Regions from separate parts of the Homo sapiens genome. Here region 1 is linked to region 2. Evidence: chromatin contacts called from ENCODE Hi-C or POLR2A ChIA-PET data. All regions are on one chromosome and are shown on one strand. Each heading gives the region's core, a stretch centred on a gene start or an enhancer-like site at or near the end of the contact. The rest is flanking DNA. Distances are from core to core; before and after follow the strand shown.

Region 1 (4,256 bases), core at 409-2,908, 35 kb before region 2:
TTCATATATCTTATTTTGGCTAAAAATCCTGGTTTCCTTGCTCCCAGTGCAAAATACTGTTGATTTAAGACACTAAATGAGGTATACTGTCTTATAAGATTTGTTGACACTTCACACTGTCTTTAGAATAATTTATAACTAGCACACAGTTCAAGGAAAGAAATAATGATTAAAATTTAGATTCCTATAAATTAAAAAGTGACTGCTTTCTAATGTACGAGTACATTAGAAATATGAGAACACAGTAACGATTTGTTTGTATTTTATAATATGAAGCACCGATGGTGAGCAATATCTTTCTGTAACTCCTGGGTATGATAGGATGGGCTTTGGTTTAAAAAGAAATACATTGTAGGTAAAAAGTGTCAACACATGGATGTATATTTATATCGCTATTATATATCACAATAAGCATTTTGAATAGACAAACATATAGCTTCTAATTCAAAGAAAAGCATTATTGCTATACTGGTACCATTTTAGTGAGTTCTATTAACACTATTTAGCAATAATAAAAATAAACAATTTTAAGATTTGTATTATCAACCCTGTCCCTAATATCTGGTAAGTATTTTGATTTCAAAAAAATTAAAAGCAGTTATCTCAAGTGAAACGTTATCTACTATAGCTAGACTTAAAAGGTGAGAACTGATAAACTTTATCGTAAACTTCTAGAACATCTTGAATCTTCCACCATTAGTCAGGACTCAATCCACAAACCAAGCTTTTTCAGAAAGCCCTTCCAATATGGCAAAACTATTTTTCTTAAAGTATAACCTAAATTCTTCCTTAAACAAAGTAAAGTTCTCCTTAATAAGGATTTCTTTAAAGAATACAAATGGTTTTGCTCTGCTATCCTTAATATTAGGAAAAACTGTATAAAATTTTATTTTTAAAGGTCAAAAGAGTAGTCAGATATTACTAATTTTATGTAGTTCAACCTAATGTTATTCTAGACAGGTTTAATGTTCCTTATAAAAGTCATTTGTGAGACAAATATGTTGAAGTCAAAATCTCCTGGATTCTTTCATCAAGCTTAAAACAGAAAATACTCCTTCAATAACAAATGAAAGACAAAGATTTGGTGTTAGGCTATTTTCTAAATGTGGAAGTTATATATTCCATGCTATAAAATGTTCTGAGACTATATTTGATGTCTAAGCATTTTACTAAACATATTCCTCTGGAAGCAGTTATAAAGAATCTTTAAAAATTTTTGCGAAACTATAAAAACAATAAGACTATCCTAATTTTTTTGTTTTTGGGAAACATTTATTTTGGAATATTTAGTTATTTGGGAAAATATTTATGTTAACTAAAATCAGTTTGTTAGTATTATTTTAAAATGAATTAATTAATAAATATTTTTAATTTCACAGTTTTAATATTTAGTGCAGTAAATATCAATAGATATAACCCACATAAGTTAAAGCTCTGTGGGGTTTTCAATAATTTTCAAGAGCATAAAATGTCTCTGGGACCAAAAAGTTAGAGAATCATTGGATTAATTAAAGAGATAAATCAGAAAAAGAGAAGGGAGGTAACACACATAAGACATTTTGTAAATCATACTATTTATTTCATCCTAAAGGAAACTAGCCTGGACCTCATCTCATTACTCACTTGGGGCGGGATGAGTACAGAGATTTCCACAGACATATTCCTAAGCCTGCTTCCATGTACTTTTTTACTGCTCACAAGTGCGACAGAAGAATTTCTGGGTGGGAACAACTCTACACATTAATATAGAGCAGCAACAGGTATTGTCTTACATGACTCATTGATTTTAGATATAATTTCAAGGGTCATCAGACTCTTTTTTTTATCATAACAATCTTGAGAGATTAAGAAAAACAGAGGTGTTTTGTTCTCAGTTTACAGATAGGAAAACAAAGACAGACGGTTTCAGGGTTTCACCCTAAGGCACACGGATTGTGTTGGGGCAGGTTGTGGAATTTAAGGCACCTGCTTTCATGCACAATACTTTATCCACTAGGTCAATGTCTTTAAAACTGCTTTTCAGCACTGGGAATTTTTCTCTCATGAAATCTTGCTCAGAAGACCCTCATAATGCACAAGAAAGAGAGCTGCTCCAGCTGGAGAGGGGCCAGCAATTGAGATCCACTCCCACCACTCCAGCCACCCCGCCAGCTTGGGACACCAGTCTGCCCAAGACCCTCACTTGTTTATTTGCCTCTTTATGTTCAGCTCCTGCTTCTACTACCCTGCCTTCCTATGCACCCACTTAAACATGTTTACTATATTTCCTTAAATATGCACCTAGCCTTGTAAAATACATAGTACAGTTTTTTGTGCTTATATGTTTACATGACACAAAAGCTATTATGCTATAAATTGCGTTCCACTTTTTACTTTTGTCCTATTAACACTGTTCTTAAAAATCTACCCAAATTTTTATTTCTACATCCAGCTGGTTGCTTTTTGTGCACATATTGCTTTATAACATATATTAATAGACCATATCTTACTTTTCCATTTCTCTGTTGATGAACCCAATTCCCCATCAACAAAGACGGAAGAATTGTTTTGACATATCACTCTGCAGTGAAAGGGAAGAATTTCTCCAGGATACTCACTGATTGTTGGGCAGAGGTAGACATAATCTTAACAAATGGTACCAAACTTCCCTATGAAAATTCCTCACTACTCACTAAAACTTGCCACTTTACTTTTCTGATATTCCATTTGTCCTTATGGAATGCATGTTGTTGGGTGTTAAGTCCATCTCATTATTTGTTGTTGTTGTTGTTGTTTTTGAGACAGAGTCTCACTGTCTCCCAGGCTGGAGTACAGTGGCGCGATCTCGGCTCACTGCAAACTCCGCCTCCCGGGTTCATGCCATTTTCCTGCCTCAGCCTCCCGAGTAGCTGGGACTACAGCCGCCCACCACCACGCCAGGCTAATTTTTTGTATTTTTAGTAGAGATGGGGTTTCACCATGTTGGCCAGGATGGTCTCGATCTCCTGACCTCGTGATCCGCCCGCCTTGGCCTCCCAAAGTGCTGGGATTACAGGCGTGAGCCACCGCACCCGGCCAAGTCCATCTCATTATTGTCCTAATTAACATTTCTCTGATAACTATTGCTATTAATCATTTCTTCAAACATCTATTCGATTTCGAGTTTTTCTGTGAAATTGTGTATAACTTTTGTACACTTTCCTTCCGTATTTTATGCTTTTTTCTTGGGAATTTTCAGTTTTCTTTTCTATTCTAGATACGAATTCCTTGTAAGTTTTAGACGTTTCAAATATCTCTTCTCAGTATGTGACTATGGTGCTTTTTTTCATCCAGTAGGAATCCTTTATTTTGATATTGTCATATTTTTCTCTCTGTTTTAACCTATGGCTTCTTATTTTTGAATCTTGCATGAGAAGTTGTTTTTGTTAATCTCTAGATCACTAAGATAGTCTCCTACATTTTATTCTTTGTGTTATGGTTGTACCATTCACATTTAGGTCTTTAATTCATTTGGTATCTACCGGCACACATGGCATAAGATATGAATCCAGCTTTAAACTTCTGCACACACCTGGACAGCCTAGAACAAGGTTTTAGAGCCTAAGCAAGGGGGAGATTCTCAAGGAAGGCAGCCTGGCATGGAGCGTGAGAGTATACCCTGACAAAGGGCAGCTTGTTTGTGGCTATTTCATTATTGCTATAGATTTCATATCCAACACAAATATTATTTAAGGGTGTTTAAGTTATATTTTTCTTCGTAGAGGGTATGCTTTGTGACGAAATTAGATTTTTGTCCTTGAAAGGATGAATATCAGTAACAGTTACGTACAGCTCTATTAACATCAGCTGTCTCTCTCTTTGTGATGCCAATTGAATTTCTTTCTATGTTTGATTAGTGAATTGTGTCCATTTTCTGTTAAATCTTTCCTCATCTTTTTAATTATTATTTATTTATTTTTCTTCTTTTCCCTTTTCTCTTGATTAGTATGAATTTTCTTCTAACCTTAAAATCATGCATTCACTTTTTATTCTTCTGGTCATTACTCATTCACATTATGTTTATCTTTCTCTAATAATTTCTTAACTGTATCTGTATCCTTACCTCTCCTCAGTAAAGCAGGACGTGTACTTCAGCTCTTCCTTTAGCCCCACCCAGGTCATCATGTCTGAATTTTTAATTTTGTATTGTCCAGTTCTTATTTTTGCTTGTTTTATTTTTCATGCCTTTTTAAAAAATACAACTAACACTTAGTAAGTTACACCCTCACTTTCCATTT
Region 2 (4,775 bases), core at 282-2,781:
TCCCTTTCTGATTGGAGACTCTGATTCCAGTGTATACGTAGTCTGTCTTATGTAGCTTGTCTATTTGAATGGTAGTGTCTTTCCTTAACTGCAACGAAACAAATAAGGTTCACGCACAGGTTTAATTTGGCATCAAGCTCCAACTTAGTCCCTTGTGCTTGTTTATTGCATGTCTGCAGCTGTTATTTTCCTGCTTCTTCCACAGTTAGACAATAGAGCCAGGCTGTCGTCAGCCTTGCTTTGCCTTTATTTTGTGCTCCCCATTTTTATTGATGAGCTTATACTTGTCCTGCTGATTAAGTAAAAATATGTTTTCTTTATAATTTTTTTAAAGACTATGTTCCCAAAAAAGTCTCTGAGTTTTCCTTTTAATCACTATTTTTCCCTTTAAAAATGCATGAATAAATTTAAACCCATTCAAATGCCAATATGCCTAATGTACATATTAAGTCAATACGATTTTACTTAACTTTTTCTACTTACATTTTTTTTACTATAGCTCAAGACTTACAACAAAATACTAAATGATGACTGATTCTCATAGTGTCTTGCTAGAAAAGTAGCAACTATTTCCTAAATATTGGCATGTCTAATTGCTCAAATTTTACAAGCTAAGAAGACTAGGAAGAAAAATCTTTCAAACATTTAGGTTAGCTCTCAGTGGAGTCTCTGGAGGTTAAGAGGTGAAGTCAAGTCGTACCATTCTTTCTTAATACTATCATTCTCAAATGATCAAATGTGATTTTTCACTCAACCAAAAATTTCTTTCTTCAAACTCCACTTCAACTGCTCACGTTTTTTAAATCTCATTTTCTTATGTATTTATTCTATTTATTCATTCATTTATTCCATAGTTATTCAATAGATATTTATTGAGCATTTATTGGGTACCAGATACATAGAACTTCAAAAGAAAAGATTCTGATCTCTGAGATCATTCAGAGCTAAGCACCAGGCTAACTGCCCTCCTCACGCCAGTCTGTGTGTCAGCCTTACATATCTCCTGGAATACATAATAGGAACAAGTAGATTTTTAGCACCTTGGGTTACCTGAGGGTGCAAAGAAATGAATCTCATAAAGCATGTGCCAGAGTGCCTGGGTTCAAATAATTGTTTTTCCACTTTTAGTGGTATGACCTCAGAAAACATGTTAACTCTGTGACTGTCTTTGTCTGTAAAATGAAAAAAACAATAGTAGTTACCTCGTAAGTTTTTATCAACGGAGTCAACATCTGTAAGGTACTAAGACCAGTGCCTGCTACAGAGCAACGCTGTATATATTTGTCAAATAAATGAAAACAATTAAATTATGCATGTTATGAAAATTAAATGAATTTTCACATATGTAAAATATTTAGATATGTGCTCAAGTGCTAAATAGAGGTTGCTGATAATTACTGTTACTGAATAGCCCCCTTCTGGGAAGCCCTGGCCTCTTCTGTAGAAGTTCTTACTCATATTCCACCGTTCAAGACGCTGCCTCCCAATCGTGATTGGCCCGACTGAAGAGAAAGCACTTCATCAAAAGCAGATGCTCCTCCATGAGTCACTGGACTAATCCAGTTGTCCCTCTCTGGAATTTCCATTGAGGATATAATGAGTAAGTCTGCCAGGCAATAGGAGCTAGAGTGAATATTCACACAGAGAAACCAGCAGGGACTGGGAAAGTAGCTGAGTCATATTCCCTGCAGAAAATGGGAAGGGACCCCTGGACCTCAGTTGATGACACCCACATTACTGAATCCTGAGTCATCTTCCTATCTCTGAACTGTGATCCAGTTATCTGGACACTCAAGCATACTGTGGTTTCTGCTTGTCCCATAAGACATAGTGCCCCTGCCTGCTCTTTTCAGTTTCCCTGAGTCATGGCCAAGTGGTTGAGCTTTCTCTCTTTCTTATATCCCTTATATGTTCATCATAGACCACTGTAATGTATGGATATTTCTTGCAGTTTAAAGAGCCTCCTCTGTATATCACAGGGAGATAATAGGTACAGAACAAGTTCAAAAGATGGCTCTCAATTTTGTCTTGACATCAGAATCCCCTGTACTGACTTTTCAAATGCAGGGCCTGGGCCCTACCACCCAGATGTGAATTCAATAGGCTGGAGCAAAGGCCAGGAATTACTAATGTACATCAAAGGCTGAAAACTATTGAAGGTAGTCAAAGAATGATGTCGGCCAGGCAAGGAGAAAAAGGAGAACAAAAGAGAAATGTTGTTCAGTGCTTAAGGATAAAACTATTCTGTGGTCTCCTCATTGATAATGTATGGATGGACACTTTTCTAGCATGTGAGATAATTTTTCTAGAAGATGTAGTACTCATTCAAAATCCTCAAGGACTCCCTGTTGGACCTAGAATAAAGCGCAAACTCTGTAACCCAGCATTCAGGCTCTCCATAAAGCACTTTGCTGCTCCACTGAAGAACTTCCTTCTATACCCTTACATCCCAGTCATACCTGCCTTTTGGTCATTCTCGAACATTCTGTATGTCATTATATTTCCATGCCTTTAATTCATGCTAGTCTCCCAAGCTAAATTGTCTTTCTCATTCTTTCTGTCCACCTGACACTAATAATTACAAGAGTAATAACAATTTACAGATCACAATATGCTTTTCTCAAACATTGTTACATCTCTTCCTCATAGCAGCAACTTTGAGTAACAGATATGCTCTTTATTTCAACTTTCTGATCCAGAAACTGAAGTTCACACAAATTAGGTGACATACCCAGTGCCTGATATATAGTAGAATGTTGATTTAAAAATTGGCCAGAAGTAGGAAAGTGAATCAAGTCTTTGAATATCAAAGTCCAAGCTTTCCTTTGCTTATTTTGCTTTGTTTTAATTAACATATATCCAAATTCCAAAGGCTGGAACTTTAATCTTTCAAAACTCAGATCCAAAGACATGCCAACATACAGACACATAAACATCCAGGGTGCTTTAACTATGTAATAAATATCTAGCAAAGTTATTAATTTGAGTCTGACAAGAATGAGACAGGAATCGTTGAGAACCAAATGCTCAGAAGAAGTAGATTCAATTCAACTGAATTTATCTCTACTTATCTTTATTGTCATTATGTCTCATCAAATTCATCTAGAACAAAATATTTCATGAAGGCTGTTGGATAGTCAGACATTCCTCTACCCTGCCTGCCTCATGAGGTTCAAATGAGATAAGGTATGGGAATTCACTTAGGAAAGTAGAAAATGTTGATAAATTTTTATCTTCCCCTCAGTTTATCGTGCTCTGCAAGAGAGTCATGGACACTGACAAGCATACTCCTAAGAAGATGCTCACCTCAAAATCTGGTTACTCTATTACTCAATACTGTATATGTTTTCCAAAGCTGTGTAGTCTCCTGATCCACTTTATGCCTACCATAATTAGAGCAAATAATATGAAAAGTGAATGGATCCAGGAATTGCAATTTTCCAGACTACCAATGAATAAATTCTATTCTCATCCTTCTGAAACACACTTCTGCCATGCTTCTGACAGAAGTCACACTTGTTTCTGTATTTTTTGTTCTTGACGGGTTTTTTGCCATTTGACTCATTGATGCTGTTCAACCTTTCTTTACTCATCTTATTTACATTATTTTGACCTGTATCCCTTGATGATTTTCACTACTTCCAAACCTGTCTGGCTTACAGGTGGTTCTCATTGCAACCCATTTAAGAATATCAACAGTGGTTTAGCAGCAGTGACTCCGTTCACCCAAACAGCTTGTGACAGTCCATGCACAGATTTTTATCTCTTTACATAAAATCCCATCAATGTTGCAGGCTGAGACACAGAACTTTAAAACCATATGTTTCTGATATTTCAGGGTTTTTTCCCCTTAGGCTTTGTGAATAGAAGAGAGATATCACATCCTCCTTGTTCTTTCACTGGCAAAAGGTTCATTCACACAACCTGAAGTCATTTGAGCATGAGTTTCCATGATGTCTTATTTTCAAGTATTGTTATCAATTCTGTCTAAATTTATAAAGATTGTAATACATGCTCACATACAAGGAACACTCGGTGAATCACTCTTGTCCAAGAACATTTAGTATTTTACATTTGTCCATTTTAATAACATTTCAGCTGCCACTGTTATAAAACATTTAAAACATTTAGAATATGGCCTCTCTGCAGTGTTTTCACTGGTGATAAACACCCAAGTCATTTTTTTAACCCAATGTGCTACGAATAGGGCATTTCAGTTGTATGAATCCCACTCAGATTTTCAGGGCTGCTTTACTCTAAATACTTTGTATTATGACTAACATGATCATATCAGCTGCCCTTTATTAGTTTCTGCATGTAACTTATTAGCTAAACTGTATTATGCACACACTGAGCACCAGGACCTCTGCTATGCATGTTCCACACATAATCTCATTTCGTAGTAGATGGATACTATTGTTAATCTTCAACAGATGGAGAAATTGAGGCCTAGAGAGATTTTGTAAATCTCCCAAGGAACTCATTTAGTAACCGTGGGGCTGGGATTTGAACTCAGGTGTGTCTTGACTCCAAAACCCAAGGTTTTAACACATGAGCCACTTCCAAAGATGTTGACTAATTTGCAATTCACAGGATGAGCATTCAGTCCTAATCAGGGTTCAGAGGACATTACTAACTGGGTTTTCTTTATCCACAACCCATGTAATAATCAAACTAACCCATATTTGTGCACAACCTATGTTTGGTTTATGCACAACCCAGGTAATAGTCAAACGCCATTTAGCAACTACTGTATCTGACCTCCTTGCTTCCTG

The links. A loop is a pair of places that touch in the nucleus more often than their neighbours do. ChIA-PET counts read pairs that join two places held with the same protein, here RNA polymerase II (POLR2A).
Region 1: a loop to region 2 is called in a map of PC-9, with 4 times the contacts of the local background. The contact joins two enhancer-like sites. A Hi-C loop is called at or near these places in 3 of 168 maps with a recorded cell type or tissue (PC-9, ascending aorta and endothelial cell of umbilical vein). POLR2A ChIA-PET finds 5 or more read pairs at or near these places in 2 of 52 experiments (HEK293 and OCI-LY7).

The regions. Positions count from the first base shown.
Region 1 is chr15:36,391,138-36,395,393 of GRCh38, forward strand. No RefSeq gene overlaps it. Among named protein-coding and RNA genes, the nearest start is that of CDIN1, 190 kb to the right of the region's middle. Within about 2 kb of position 1,659, at least 2 of the 41 ENCODE cell types and tissues checked have a DNase peak (open chromatin) inside an H3K27ac peak, as active enhancers do; they include PC-9, where a contact is called at or near this core.
Region 2 is chr15:36,426,725-36,431,499 of GRCh38, forward strand. No RefSeq gene overlaps it. Among named protein-coding and RNA genes, the nearest start is that of CDIN1, 150 kb to the right of the region's middle. RefSeq lists an enhancer at 1,123-2,322. Within about 2 kb of position 1,532, at least 6 of the 41 ENCODE cell types and tissues checked have a DNase peak (open chromatin) inside an H3K27ac peak, as active enhancers do; they include PC-9, where a contact is called at or near this core.